Regions from separate parts of the Homo sapiens genome. Here all the other regions are linked to region 4. Evidence: chromatin contacts called from ENCODE Hi-C or POLR2A ChIA-PET data. All regions are on one chromosome and are shown on one strand. The core of a region is the stretch at or near the end of the contact, and the rest is flanking DNA. Distances in the headings are between cores, read along the strand shown.

The links. A loop is a pair of places that touch in the nucleus more often than their neighbours do. ChIA-PET counts read pairs that join two places held with the same protein, here RNA polymerase II (POLR2A). Pooled maps may share reads with other maps.
Region 1: a loop to region 4 is called in a pooled map, with 8 times the contacts of the local background. The contact joins the enhancer-like site here to the promoter of LINC00324 in region 4. A Hi-C loop is called at or near these places in 3 of 37 single-sample maps with no recorded cell type and 4 of 50 pooled maps. POLR2A ChIA-PET finds 5 or more read pairs at or near these places in 2 of 52 experiments (GM12878 and activated T-cell).
Region 2: a pooled map shows a loop between it and region 4 (4-fold over the local background). The contact joins the enhancer-like site here to the promoter of LINC00324 in region 4. A Hi-C loop is called at or near these places in 1 of 50 pooled maps. POLR2A ChIA-PET finds 5 or more read pairs at or near these places in 2 of 52 experiments (GM12878 and WTC11).
Region 3: a loop to region 4 is called in a pooled map, with 26 times the contacts of the local background. The contact joins the promoter of PHF23 here to the promoter of LINC00324 in region 4. A Hi-C loop is called at or near these places in 1 of 37 single-sample maps with no recorded cell type and 9 of 50 pooled maps. POLR2A ChIA-PET finds 5 or more read pairs at or near these places in 1 of 52 experiments (HEK293T).

Annotation. Positions count from the first base shown.
Region 1 is chr17:8,857,344-8,860,043 of GRCh38, reverse strand. All of the region lies in intron 1 of PIK3R6 (phosphoinositide-3-kinase regulatory subunit 6), which reads left to right. Among named protein-coding and RNA genes, the nearest start is that of PIK3R6, 9.0 kb to the left of the region's middle. RefSeq lists an enhancer at 345-604. Within about 2 kb of position 1,328, at least 8 of the 41 ENCODE cell types and tissues checked have a DNase peak (open chromatin) inside an H3K27ac peak, as active enhancers do; they include GM12878, where a contact is called at or near this core.
Region 2 is chr17:7,454,451-7,457,253 of GRCh38, reverse strand. CHRNB1 (cholinergic receptor nicotinic beta 1 subunit) reads right to left here. Exons shown (of 11, transcript NM_000747.3): 8 at 2,734-2,803; 9 at 1,798-1,970; 10 at 1,313-1,460; 11 at 1-671. The coding sequence ends at 531. Among named protein-coding and RNA genes, the nearest start is that of CHRNB1, 11 kb to the right of the region's middle. RefSeq lists enhancers at 1,215-1,374, 1,455-1,534, 1,062-1,563. Within about 2 kb of position 1,278, at least 33 of the 41 ENCODE cell types and tissues checked have a DNase peak (open chromatin) inside an H3K27ac peak, as active enhancers do; they include GM12878, where a contact is called at or near this core.
Region 3 is chr17:7,237,905-7,240,956 of GRCh38, reverse strand. It overlaps PHF23 (PHD finger protein 23), which reads left to right and starts at 1,500. Exons shown (of 5, transcript NM_024297.3): 1 at 1,500-1,711. The coding sequence starts at 1,678. It overlaps GABARAP (GABA type A receptor-associated protein), which reads left to right. Exons shown (of 4, transcript NM_007278.2): 4 at 38-949. The coding sequence ends at 103. RefSeq lists enhancers at 1,033-1,122, 1,250-1,899 and silencers at 1,233-1,372, 1,423-1,602, 2,753-3,052.
Region 4 is chr17:8,222,655-8,225,354 of GRCh38, reverse strand. LINC00324 (long intergenic non-protein coding RNA 324) reads left to right here and starts at 1,312. Exons shown (of 3, transcript NR_026951.1): 1 at 1,312-1,543; 2 at 2,081-2,700. CTC1 (CST telomere replication complex component 1) reads left to right here. Exons shown (of 23, transcript NM_025099.6): 23 at 1-540. It overlaps TRP-CGG1-3 (tRNA-Pro (anticodon CGG) 1-3), which reads left to right and starts at 2,451; the gene lies at 2,451-2,522. RefSeq lists enhancers at 1,529-1,768, 2,019-2,148, 1,695-2,436 and a silencer at 2,499-2,548.

The DNA.
Region 1 (2,700 bases), core at 79-2,578, 630 kb before region 4:
GCAAAGTCTCTGAGAGTCTCTTACATGAGTCTGCGAAATGGTTAGTCTTCTTAAGCATTGTATTAGTCAGGCCACTCCAGAGGAACACAACAAATAGGATAGAGAGAGAGACTGGGAGGTGGGTGGGGAGTGGGTAGAGAACAAAAGGATGTATTAGCAGGGATTGGCTCCTGTGATTGTGGAGGCTGAGAAGTCTGTAATCCGTGGTCTGTAAACTAGAGGCCCAGGAAAGTCAGTGGTGTAATTCCAGTCTGAGTCCAAAGGCCTGAGAACCAGGGAAGATGACGGCGTCAGTCTCAGTCCAAGTCCGAAGGCTGGAGAACCAAGAGCGCTGATTTTGTCCAAGGGCAGGATGGATGTCCCAGCTGAAGCACAGAGAGCACATCTGCCCTTCCTCCTCCCTCTTCTCCTATTCAGGCCCTCAGCAGATCACGTGATGCCCACCCACATGGCTGAGGGCAGATCTTGACTCACTCCCTGCATTCAGATGCTCATCTTTCCTGGAAATAGCCTCATGGACACCTCCAGAAATAATGCTTCACCAGCCATCTGGGCCTCCCTTGGCCTGGTCAAGTTGACACATAAACCATCACAAGCATGCTGCGTGCATGGGGCGGTGAGACAGTTTCAGTGTGCTAATGGTGGGCCATAGGTGTGTGACGTCTGTTCCAGGGGTCTTGGGCAAGTACAGCCACCCTGCGGTCATTATGAGGTGACAGACTGGTAGACCACGCACCCCAGGGGGCAAGGACTATGTCTCATTCATTCATCTCTAACCTCTCAGGTCTTGTGCAATTTCTGCCCCATGGATTATGTTCTGAAGAGGCTCTTTGATTTACTCACCAACCTCAGCCACCCAAAACACTGCCAGGAACTCAGAAGACAGCCAGAGGGCCCTCTGAGCAAATAGAAGTTGCAAGTCCATGGATGGAAGTTTGATGCTCTTTTCATTGATCAGTTCTCAGGCTTTGTTTCTTCATTTTACATACAAGACAATTGCATGTGCTTATTCCGGCTTCCCAGCCTTCAGCAAACTGGCAGTTGGGTGGAGGAGCAGACACAGCCCAGGCAGGGCTGCAGCCAACACAGAAGGCACTTTGTTCAAATCAGAAAGAGGCACCCCTCTGAGTAGACAAATTACAGCAAGTTCCTCTTTGGATGGATGAATTGCAAAACCTCACCCTCCCTGCCTGAGTAAATTACAAAAAGGCCAGCAGAGCGGTGGGCTGGACTGCAGCCTCCACTCACCCACTAAGTGCAGAACACAGCTGGTGCTGCTGAAATGAGGAATCATACATGAGAAGTCAAACAGTAACAGCCACTCAATGTAGGATAGGGCTACCCTCGCCTACTGATAGCTCCTGCCATCGCCACCGTTTTATGGCACGGTGCATACAATGAGCTTCCATTGAGACTCATTGAGAAAACAGCCAGGCGCCTGGCTCACGCCTCTAATCCCAGCACTCTGGGAGGCCGAGGTGGGTGGATCACCTGAGGTCAGGAGTTCGAGACCAGCCTGGCTAACATGGCGAAACCCTGTCTCTACTAAAAATACAAAAATTAGCCAGGGGTGGCGGCGGGTGCCTGTAATTCCTAGCCTCAGGGAGGCTAAGGCAAGAGAATCGTTTGAACCCAGGAGGCGGAGGTTGCAGTGAGCCGAGATCGCGTCACTGCACTCCAGCCTGGGCGACAAGAGCAAAACTGTCTCAAAAAAAAAAAAAAAAAAAAAAAAAGATTAATTGAGAAAACATTCAGAGGCATGGTTTGGTGCTTGAAAGGGCAAGCTTTATTTCCTAAAAAATTCTTCTCATTCCTGAAACGAAGACACATTTGATGTTGATGCATTTTAAGAATGAGCTGCTTCTATTTCCATTTCCTGTCTACGTGCAAGCTCATCCCCTGGGGGCTCTTCCCCCACACTGGTGTGGTCAGCAGCCCCAAAGGACAGGAAATCGACCACAAAGGTCTCCTGTGGGAGGAGCAAGGAAGCAGCACCTGCACAAATATATAGAAACGCTGAATAAATGTTTGATGAGTGAATGCGTGAGTGAATGAAGGAATGAGCAAATGAATAGGGAGGCTTTCTGACAGTTACTGGTAAAGTTTCTTAGAATTTTACTTTCCCTTTTTTTTTTTTTTTTTTGAGACAGAGTTTCACTCTTGTTGCCCAGGCTGGTGTGCAGTGGCACGATTGCAGCTCACTGCAACCTCTGCCTCCCGGATTCAAGCGATTCTCCTGCCTCAGCCTCCCAAGTAGCTGGGATTACTGGCACCTGCCGCCACACCCAGCTAATTTTTTGTATTTTTAGTAGAGACGGGGTTTCACCATGTTAGCTAGGATGGTCTCGATCCCTGATCTTGTGATCCGCCTGCCTCAGCCTCCCAAAGGGGAATTTTACTTTCAATTAAAAATCAGCCCAGAAGCACTCTCCATTTGCCACAAAAATTCCTGGTATCTTACACTTCTCTTTTAGTCTTTATCTGTGAGATTTCTTTTCTTTCGAGGCTGCCCCGTGTTCATTATTAACCCAGGCCGCCCCAGACAGAAGTTTGTGTTCATTTTATTTCACAAAGACAGAGGGGGGTTCTGTGAGGTTTACAGAGGGGAAAGGAAGGCATGCGGACGTCAGGGGAAGTGGCCATGACCCCACGCCCCAGGTTGAGATCTGGGCTCTAGCCCTGGTTCTATCCTTCATGGCC
Region 2 (2,803 bases), core at 29-2,528, 770 kb after region 4:
CCTCTGCCTCCCGGGTTCGAGTGATTCTCCTGCCTCAGCCTCCCTAGTAGCTGGGATTACAGGCATGTACCACCACACCTGGCTAATTTTGTATTTTTAGTAGAGACAGGGTTTCTCCATGTTGGTCGGGCTGGTCTCAAACTCCCGACCTCAGGTGATCCGCCCGCCTTGGCCTCCCAAAGTGCTGGGATTACAGGCGTGAGCCACCGCGCCCGGCCAAGTCACATTTCTTGACCTCATAAGGCTTATAATCTAGTTCCTGTTCTGTGTTCTATTTCACTGGCGACCTAGGTGTTGATACCCAAAAGAGCTTCTTCAAGATCCCAAAGAGTAAATCAGATGATACTGCATTTCAGGTGGGTCCAAGACACCTGCCTACCCAGCCCTCAGTCCAATGCAGTCCCCAGAAACGAAATAAGAGGCCCAGATTCCTCGTGAAGGAGTTAAGAGGCAGAGAAGGATAGGGCTTGACAGTATCACCAAACTCTCACTTCAACTGGCAGGGGGCCTGGGTCTCAACCCTCCAGTCTTCAAGGAAAGGGGTCTGGAGGGGGCAAGTGGTACGTGGCGTCCAGGAAGATGACTAGGGTCCCAACGCTGGTGAAGATGATGAAAGTCCACAGGAAGAGGCGGTCCACTACCATGGCCACAAACTGCCAGTCCTCCTTCAGCTGTGGGTAGGCAAAGGAAACTTCCTGAGCTCTGGGCCCAGACCCCCAGGGAAACCCCCCCATTTCCCCGCCCGCTACCCGCTTGAGTCCTCCTACCACTGGTTTGAGGCAACAGCCGGCAGCGCCAACAGGAGAGCGAGACTGCAGGCAATGCATGGGCATAAAGAACCAGTAGGTAAGCAGGGGGTGGGACCAAATGAGGGAGAGGTCCAATCAGAAACGAAAGCGAGGCCGGGCGCGGTGGCTCACGCCTGTAATCCCAGCACTTTGGGAGGCCGAAGCGAGCGGATCACCTGAGGTCAGGAGTTTCAGACCAGCCTGGCCAACATGGTGAAGCCACGTCTCTACTAAAAATACAAAAATTAGCCAGGCGTGGTGGCGCGCCCCTGTCGTCCCAGCTACTCGGCAGGCTGAGGCAGGACAATCGCTTGAACCCGTAGGCGGAGGTTGCAGTGAGCCGAGATCGAGCCACTGCACTCCAGCCTGGGCGACAGAGCGAGACTCTGTCTCAAAAAAAAAAAAAAAAAAAAAAAGCCAAAAAAAAACCACACAAAAAAAACGAAAGCGAGTGCTGGTGCGGAATTTGGGGGTGGGGCCAAGGTCGCCTAGACCTGGCCTTGTTCCACCCCCGTTGGACATACCGCATCGTGGTCCTCCTGTTCCTGCAGCTGTCGAGCGATGTAGCTGATAGAGGAGACGACCTCCCGTAGCTCCGGAAGCAGGGCCACAGCCCGGTTTGGACCATCGATAAATCGCCGCAGATCAGGGGCAGACAGTTCAGGCTGGAACCTGGAAGAGGAGTGACTGGCCACGCCCAAACGCAAAGACAGCCAGTGCCGGCGACCCAGGCCCCGCTCCAGCTGCCTCCAACAACTTGCCAGTTCTCAAAACCCGAGAGCCCATCATGCTTTTCCCTCCAGCAGTGATCTCTCTAGCCTTGTGCAACTTCTTCCACCGCCTCTGTTTTAGTTCCCACCTCCCCTCAAAGTGAGCAGCAGGAGTACTACAACTCCCATGATGCTCAACCACAGCGTCTTCCGAGAGCATGGGCCGCTTCTTCCGCACACTCTTCTGGGAACTGTAGTTCTCCCTCTCCCTCTTATGTGGGTAACGGGCGTAGTCCTACCTATTGGGTTTGGGGAAGAGAAAATCACTTGGCGGCTTCCGGATGAAATATTCATCTGTTCCCCGACCCCAGCCACTTCCTGGAGAAGAACAGTGAGGGGGCTCCGGCATCAGGTCTCTCTCGGGTTTGGGCCTTTTTAGACGCAGGTACAGCGGAAGTTTGTGAATGAAGATCTGCAGAGTAGAAGAGGCGTATTGGTGGGGGCTTTCATGCTTTCAGACCAGAAGGGAAACAGCCAACCACCCCACTCCACATGCCCATTCCCGCGCGTGAGTATGTGCGTGCATATTCTTCCACAAACGAGCTACACAAGGAAATGCAGCCACACAGACCTAAGAGCTCTTTAGTGGGTTGGGCCTGTCGCGGTGGCTCACGCCTGTAATCGCAGCACTTTGGGAAGCCAAGGCAGGTGGATCACCTGAGGTCAGGAGTTCAAGACCAGCCTGGCCAACATGGTGAAACCCTCTCTCTACTAAAAATACAAAAATTAGCTGGGCGTGGTGGCGGGTGCCTGTAATCCCAGCTACTTGGGAGGCTCAGGCAGGAGAATCGCTGGAACCTGGGAGGTGAAGGTTGCAGTGAGCTGAGATTGTGCCATTGCACTCCAGCCTGGCCACAAGAACAAAACTCCATCTCAAAAAAAAAAAAAAAAAAAAAAAAAAGCTATTTAGTGGGTTGGGAGGTATCCCAACTGGAAAGAGAGGGCTTCCAATCTGATAGTACCTAACCCTAAGAATATTTCCCTGGGACCCGAGATGGGCAGTATTGATGAAGAGAGTATGGGATCTGTGAAATGATAATGATGGGGGCTAGCTTAACTGTGCAACATTTCAACACTCAACAAGCTTGGACACTTCAACACTCTGCCACATAGCTATAGTTCTCCCTATGGTCTGTAAAAGGAAAATTGGGGTTGGAGGAGGAGATCTTTCTTACCTGACGGACCCAAAGGGGCATTTGGTGGGTGTGGGGTGAGCGGTGGTGCAGGTTGAGAACCACGACACTA
Region 3 (3,052 bases), core at 251-2,750, 980 kb after region 4:
AGCCCAGTTGCTGAACAGTTTTCTGCTTTCATCCCAGGAACACCATGAAGAAGACTTCTTTCTCTACATTGCCTACAGTGACGAAAGTGTCTACGGTCTGTGAAGCTGCTGCCCCTGAGCTGGAGGGGGGTCTCATTCTACAAAGAGAGAGGTGGCCCCCCTTTCTTGACCTCCTCCTCCTTCAAGCTCAAACACCACCTCCCTTATTCAGGACCGGCACTTCTTAATGTTTGTGGCTTTCTCTCCAGCCTCTCTTAGGAGGGGTAATGGTGGAGTTGGCATCTTGTAACTCTCCTTTCTCCTTTCTTCCCCTTTCTCTGCCCGCCTTTCCCATCCTGCTGTAGACTTCTTGATTGTCAGTCTGTGTCACATCCAGTGATTGTTTTGGTTTCTGTTCCCTTTCTGACTGCCCAAGGGGCTCAGAACCCCAGCAATCCCTTCCTTTCACTACCTTCTTTTTTGGGGGTAGTTGGAAGGGACTGAAATTGTGGGGGGAAGGTAGGAGGCACATCAATAAAGAGGAAACCACCAAGCTGAACTGAATTTTGCCTTGTGTTGCTCCCCTCGTCCCGCTGATTTTAAGTCTTTCCAAGGTGTCAGTGGGTTTCAGTGGTGGGGAAAGAAGAGTACTGGGTACAAGCTGGAGGGATAGAAGTATATTTTGGTTTATTCTGTTCATGTTGGGCTTTTCCCTGTCTGCAAAAAGAGGGTGCTTTTGTTGTGATGGAATGGAATACTGAGGATTATTTCTTGAAACTTTAGTTTTATAACACGCATGTGAAACTAAATGTTAAAAATGCTCATGTAAAAAAAAATTTTTTTTTACTGTGGGTTCCTGTGGAGAAAGTTCCGAAGTACCTGCTTTAGGTGAACATCCACATTTGCTAGAACATTCTAACTAAGATATTTTCATGTGTGCAAGCTAGTAAAACGGCTGTTCTCAGTTGCATGTCACTTGGCTAGACTTTTGCCGGTGTGTGGGATCCGGCAGAGTGGAATCAGGGAGGGAGAAGACTGGGAGCGGGAGCCATTATCGCCAGGAATACTTCAACTCCCAGCAATCATTTCTCCGGCAGGCCGGAAGTGGGGCGGTCCTCCTGGGGAGAAAGAAGCTGCAGAACGAGGCAGTATGGTGGCCGAGAGTTCTAATCCCTTCTTCCTCTTCTTTCTTGGTCCCGCCCAGCCTACATCTCCCAGGGGCCTGCGCGCGCACTTCCGCTCTCCCCTCCGGCTCCTGGTCTCCCCGCCGCTCCCCGGGGGAGGGGAGCGGCTTGGTGCGCCTGCGCCAGCCTGTGGCTTTCTGGGAATCAAAGTTCCGGAGGTTCATGCGGTCCCTTTTCCGCTGTTCCCGGACGGACTACAAAACCCTTGGTGCACTGCGCCTCGGCGCCGGCGGGGGGAGGAGGGAGAGAAGAGGAGGGAGGGAGGAGAGAGGAGGTGGAGGAGGAGGAGGAGGGAGCAGGCGGCCGGCGGCGCGGGGGGAGGGGGCCCGGTCCGGGAGTGCGGGAGGCAGTGGTAGAGGGAGGTGGCGGCAGCGGCTAGCGGACTCGAGTCTCAACCGGGCTGAGGCGGACACTTCTGTGGAGCGAAGCAGTGGGAGCATCGAGCACTAGAGGCGGCACCGGGATCCCCGGCTCCGGGGAGGGGGGCGCCGGACCGGGAGGAGGGGAGGGGGCGATGCTGGAAGCCATGGCGGAGCCCAGTCCCGAAGGTGAGCTCTCGACCGGTGCAGAGCGCTGAGCCGGCGGGGGGCGGGCGAGGAATCAATTGGCAAACTTGGAGGTCGAGCCCCGGAGCCCAGCGGGGGAGTTCGGGGAGGGGGTCGGGAGGCTGGCCCTGGAGGTGGGAGAGCGACGAGTTGAGAGACCTTGGAGAAAGAGGAGTGGGAAACTGGGCTGGGGTAGTTGGAGATCAGACGGTGTGGGGGTGCGGGGGATAGGAGCTTGAAACCCGGAGCCTCGGGGGTTAGGGCCCGAAAGGGCCACCGGCAGATTGGGGCCCTGGAACTGGAAGGTTAGGGGAATCCAGTGGCCGGAGAGTTGCTCAGGAGGGAGGACGTAGAAGAGGCTGAGTGAGGGGCCCGGTAGTTCGCCGAGGTGGGGTAGTTTGTGGCGGTGGTACCGGAGCTCCGAGTAGTTGCCGCCGGAGAATGCCCGGTGATTGTCGGAGAGGTGGGCAGGTAGTTGTGGGGAGAAGAGGGGGTCTGGGTATTGTCTACGGCAGACGGACCTGTACCGGGGGGTAGTTGTGGAGAGAGCGAGCCAGGAAGCGAGGCGAGCTGGGTAGTTGTAGGGGGTGGTGGGGCGGGGTGGGGGGGGTTAAGACCGGCGACTTGTCGGGCGGGGGGGTAGGGTTGGTCCGCGAGGGTTAAGAGCCTGGGAGTTGCTGAGGGTGAGGGGGGCATCGGCGGCAGCAGCGGTGGCTGCTGTGGAGAGAGAGAGAGAGTGGCTGGTTGGGGGGAAGGGGCCAGAGTTGAGGGGTCCATAGCCTAGTAACTGGGTGGTGAGTACGGGGGCGGAGGGGGGGGCGGCGGCCGGAGAGGGCTAGGAACAGGGCCGGGGGGCCCGGTGGGGAGCCCGAAAAGCTGGAGACGGGGAGGGGCCAAAGCCCCGGATGGGGGCGGAGGGACGGCGAAATTGTGGGGAGCGCGGTATGGGCGGGGGGGGGGGGGCAGGTGGGGGCCGCGTCCGGGTTAGAGCTCCCGGGTCTGTCCCGGCCGTGAAGTAGCGTTGGATGCGTGTGCCTGTGTGTGTCTGGGGTGGGGGTGAGGGGCGCGCCGGGCCGCGTGCTCGAGTAGAAGGGGCCGGAGGGCGGGGAGCGGTTCGGCGTGGTCATCCTGGACCCTGGGGGCTGGCGGGCGGCGTGTGCGGTCTCGGAGGGCCCGAGGCGGTGGAGCGCGGCCGGGTAGGAACTCGGGGCTCCGGGCGCGTGTGAAGGACGGGGGCGGCTGGCGGCGGCCCGGACGCGGCCCCGGGAGCGGTACGGTGGGGTGGGGCGCTGAGGGATCCGAGTAGACTGGAGTCGAGAGAGACCGTGAGTTGGGGGGGCGGGG
Region 4 (2,700 bases), core at 63-2,562:
CCAGGGATGCAGCACTGCCGAGACCACGTTTGTGCCAAGCACTGGGCTGGACCCTGTGCAGAACCAAATGAACAAGGCACGTTCCCCTTTCAGCACTAACGGCACTGTAAGAACAGGGAGAAGTGGAATCTAATCTGGCCTGAGGGTAGAGGGTGATCAGCTAAGTCTGAAACACCATGTAGAAACTTGCCATGTATGGCCGGGCGCGGTGGCTCACGCCTGTAATCCCAGCGCTTTGGGAGGCCAAGGTGGGCGGATCACGAGGTCAGGAGTTCCAGACCAGCAGCCTGGCCAACATAGTGAAACCTGGTAACATAGTGAAACCTCGTCTCTACTAAAAATGCAAAAAATTAGCCAGGCGTGGTGGCAGGCGCCTGCAGTCCTAGCTACTTGGGAGGCTGAGGCAAGAGAATCGCTTCAACCTTGGAGGGGGGAGGAGGTGTTGTCAGCCGAGATCGCGCCACTGCATCCCAGCCTGGGCAACAAGAGTGAAACTCCGTCTCAAAAAAATGAAATAAAATAAACGAATGATCAGCTGTTTGTTAGTTCTTGGTTATTAAAAGTGGGGTCTATGTACGCACTTTTCTGAGGAAAAAATAAAGTGTGGGGTATGTGGATGGGATTATGTGTGAACTCCCTGGATTGTATACATGTTTAGGAAGAGGGCCATAGCTTTTTTTTTTTTTTTTTTTTTTTGAGACGGAGGGAGTCTCATTCTGTCACCCAGGCTGGAGTGCAATGGCACAATATTGACTCACTGCAACCTCCGCTTCCCGGGTTCAAGCAATTCTCCTGCCTCAGTCTCCCGAGTAGCTGGGATTACAGGCGCCCGCCACCACGCCTGGCTAATTTTTGTATATTTAGTAGAGACGGGGTTTCACCATTTTGGTCAGGCTGGTCTTGAACTCCTGACCTTGTGATCCACCCACCTCAGCCTCCCAAAGTGCTGGGATTACAGGTGTGAGCCACTGTGCCCGGTGAAGAGGGACATAGCTTTCATAAGGGTCATAAAGGATTTAGGCCTCCCCTTCTGCAGCGTTTAAGTGCCTGAGGCCAGGGAAGAGGTGACTGGATTATTTTGCAGAGAAAGCTGGGGCCCAAGGGGAGGGAGACAGGAATTGGAAAAGGGTAGGAATGGGGGAGGAGATGCCAGATCAGCCCTGAGAACCTCTTTACCCATCTCAAAGACTTGGGACACTAATGGGAAAGGCTGGGCTAACTTCTGCTGCCCTTCCCCACTGTCTGTCCAGGGGAACCTGGGAAAGACAAATAGGAGCTGAATCCTTCACTGAAAGCCCCGTCATCGTATCTATGGGTTGGGCATTAGGAACGGCCTGGCCCCACAAATCACACAACTGGGGTGTAGAACAAAATGGTTCCACAGATGACACCAGGCTGGTCCAGGGCCGATGCAGGCCAGAACCCCGCTGGGAGGACTCCCCAGAACAGGCACTGAGCTGAGGAAAGGCAGGACACGTGGTCTGCTACCGACCCCACCAGATCTTGCTGGGACTCTGGGCAGCTCCGGAGTAAGAGCAGCATGGTGAGTGTTTAAGAGCGCAGAGGCTCACTGGGCAGTCCCGGGGACACTGCTAAGTCCCCAAACCGGGTCTACAGGCCTTCGACCACATTCATGCGGCCACGTGCCTCAGAGCCTTCGGGGGGTCTTAGGAGGCAGGCAGGAGGGTCTCCCTTCTAGGCCATTCTAGGAGGGGACTGGGGAGCAGAGGTTAGACTGTAGGGTAGGGGTAACCTGATCTTACAGTCCGGAAGCCATGAGACTAGTCGCCTGGCCTTGCGCCCCGCCCCACTGCAGGGTGGAAAGCCTGTCCCCCTCCAGTCACCCAGCTCAATAACGCCCTCTTCCGTGGGTCTTCTGGGCCCCAGAAATCGTTCCCTCTTTCCCTCGCTTGGGTACTGCCATGCGGTCTGGGGAACCCGTGGACTATCGATGGGTCTGGCCCAGGGTTTGCCCTGCCCGTTAGCCCAGGAGGATAGACAGACACGGGGCACTGGTGTTCCCCTAGTGATTTCTCCTGCCCGTCCCGAAAGCAAGCAATTCCACCGCTTCTCTTCAAAGCTCTGCAACGAAGAGCTAGGTCCAAGGACCGCAGGCGGAGGCAGGAAGTGTCAAGATCCCAGGTTACGGAATGGCACCAAGTCGGTAACCAAAGGAAGCAACAACCCGGGTGTTCAAGGCAGTCGTGCAAGGCGGCGCGGGGGCGAGGCCGAGGCCACTCCCTCCCACTTCCTTGACGCTATTTCCTGGGAGGAGCCGGAGCTCGCGGCCCGGAGCCAAGAGATTCCCAGCCCAGTGCTCCAAAATACTCGGCCTGGGGGAGGCTGGTCCGTGAGCGTGCGCCCGGACCGTTCCGCCATGCATAGTGGACCCAGCACTACAGCAAGCCTGGCACGACCTCTAAGGCGGTTCGCGGCAACGTCCGCACGTCGGCTCGTTGGTCTAGGGGTATGATTCTCGCTTCGGGTGCGAGAGGTCCCGGGTTCAAATCCCGGACGAGCCCTCCTTTACCTTTTACTGAGACAAGAGTGTCTTCAAGGAATAGGTTACCTGACCAGCGCTGCAGGAGGCTTGACTGTAAGTCATCAATGTACAGTAAGCTCTTTTGTGGCACCGCGGTAGCAGAAAGCATCTCAATCCCCAGACCCGCCTGGCATGTCAGGAAGAGACGAGGCACGCCC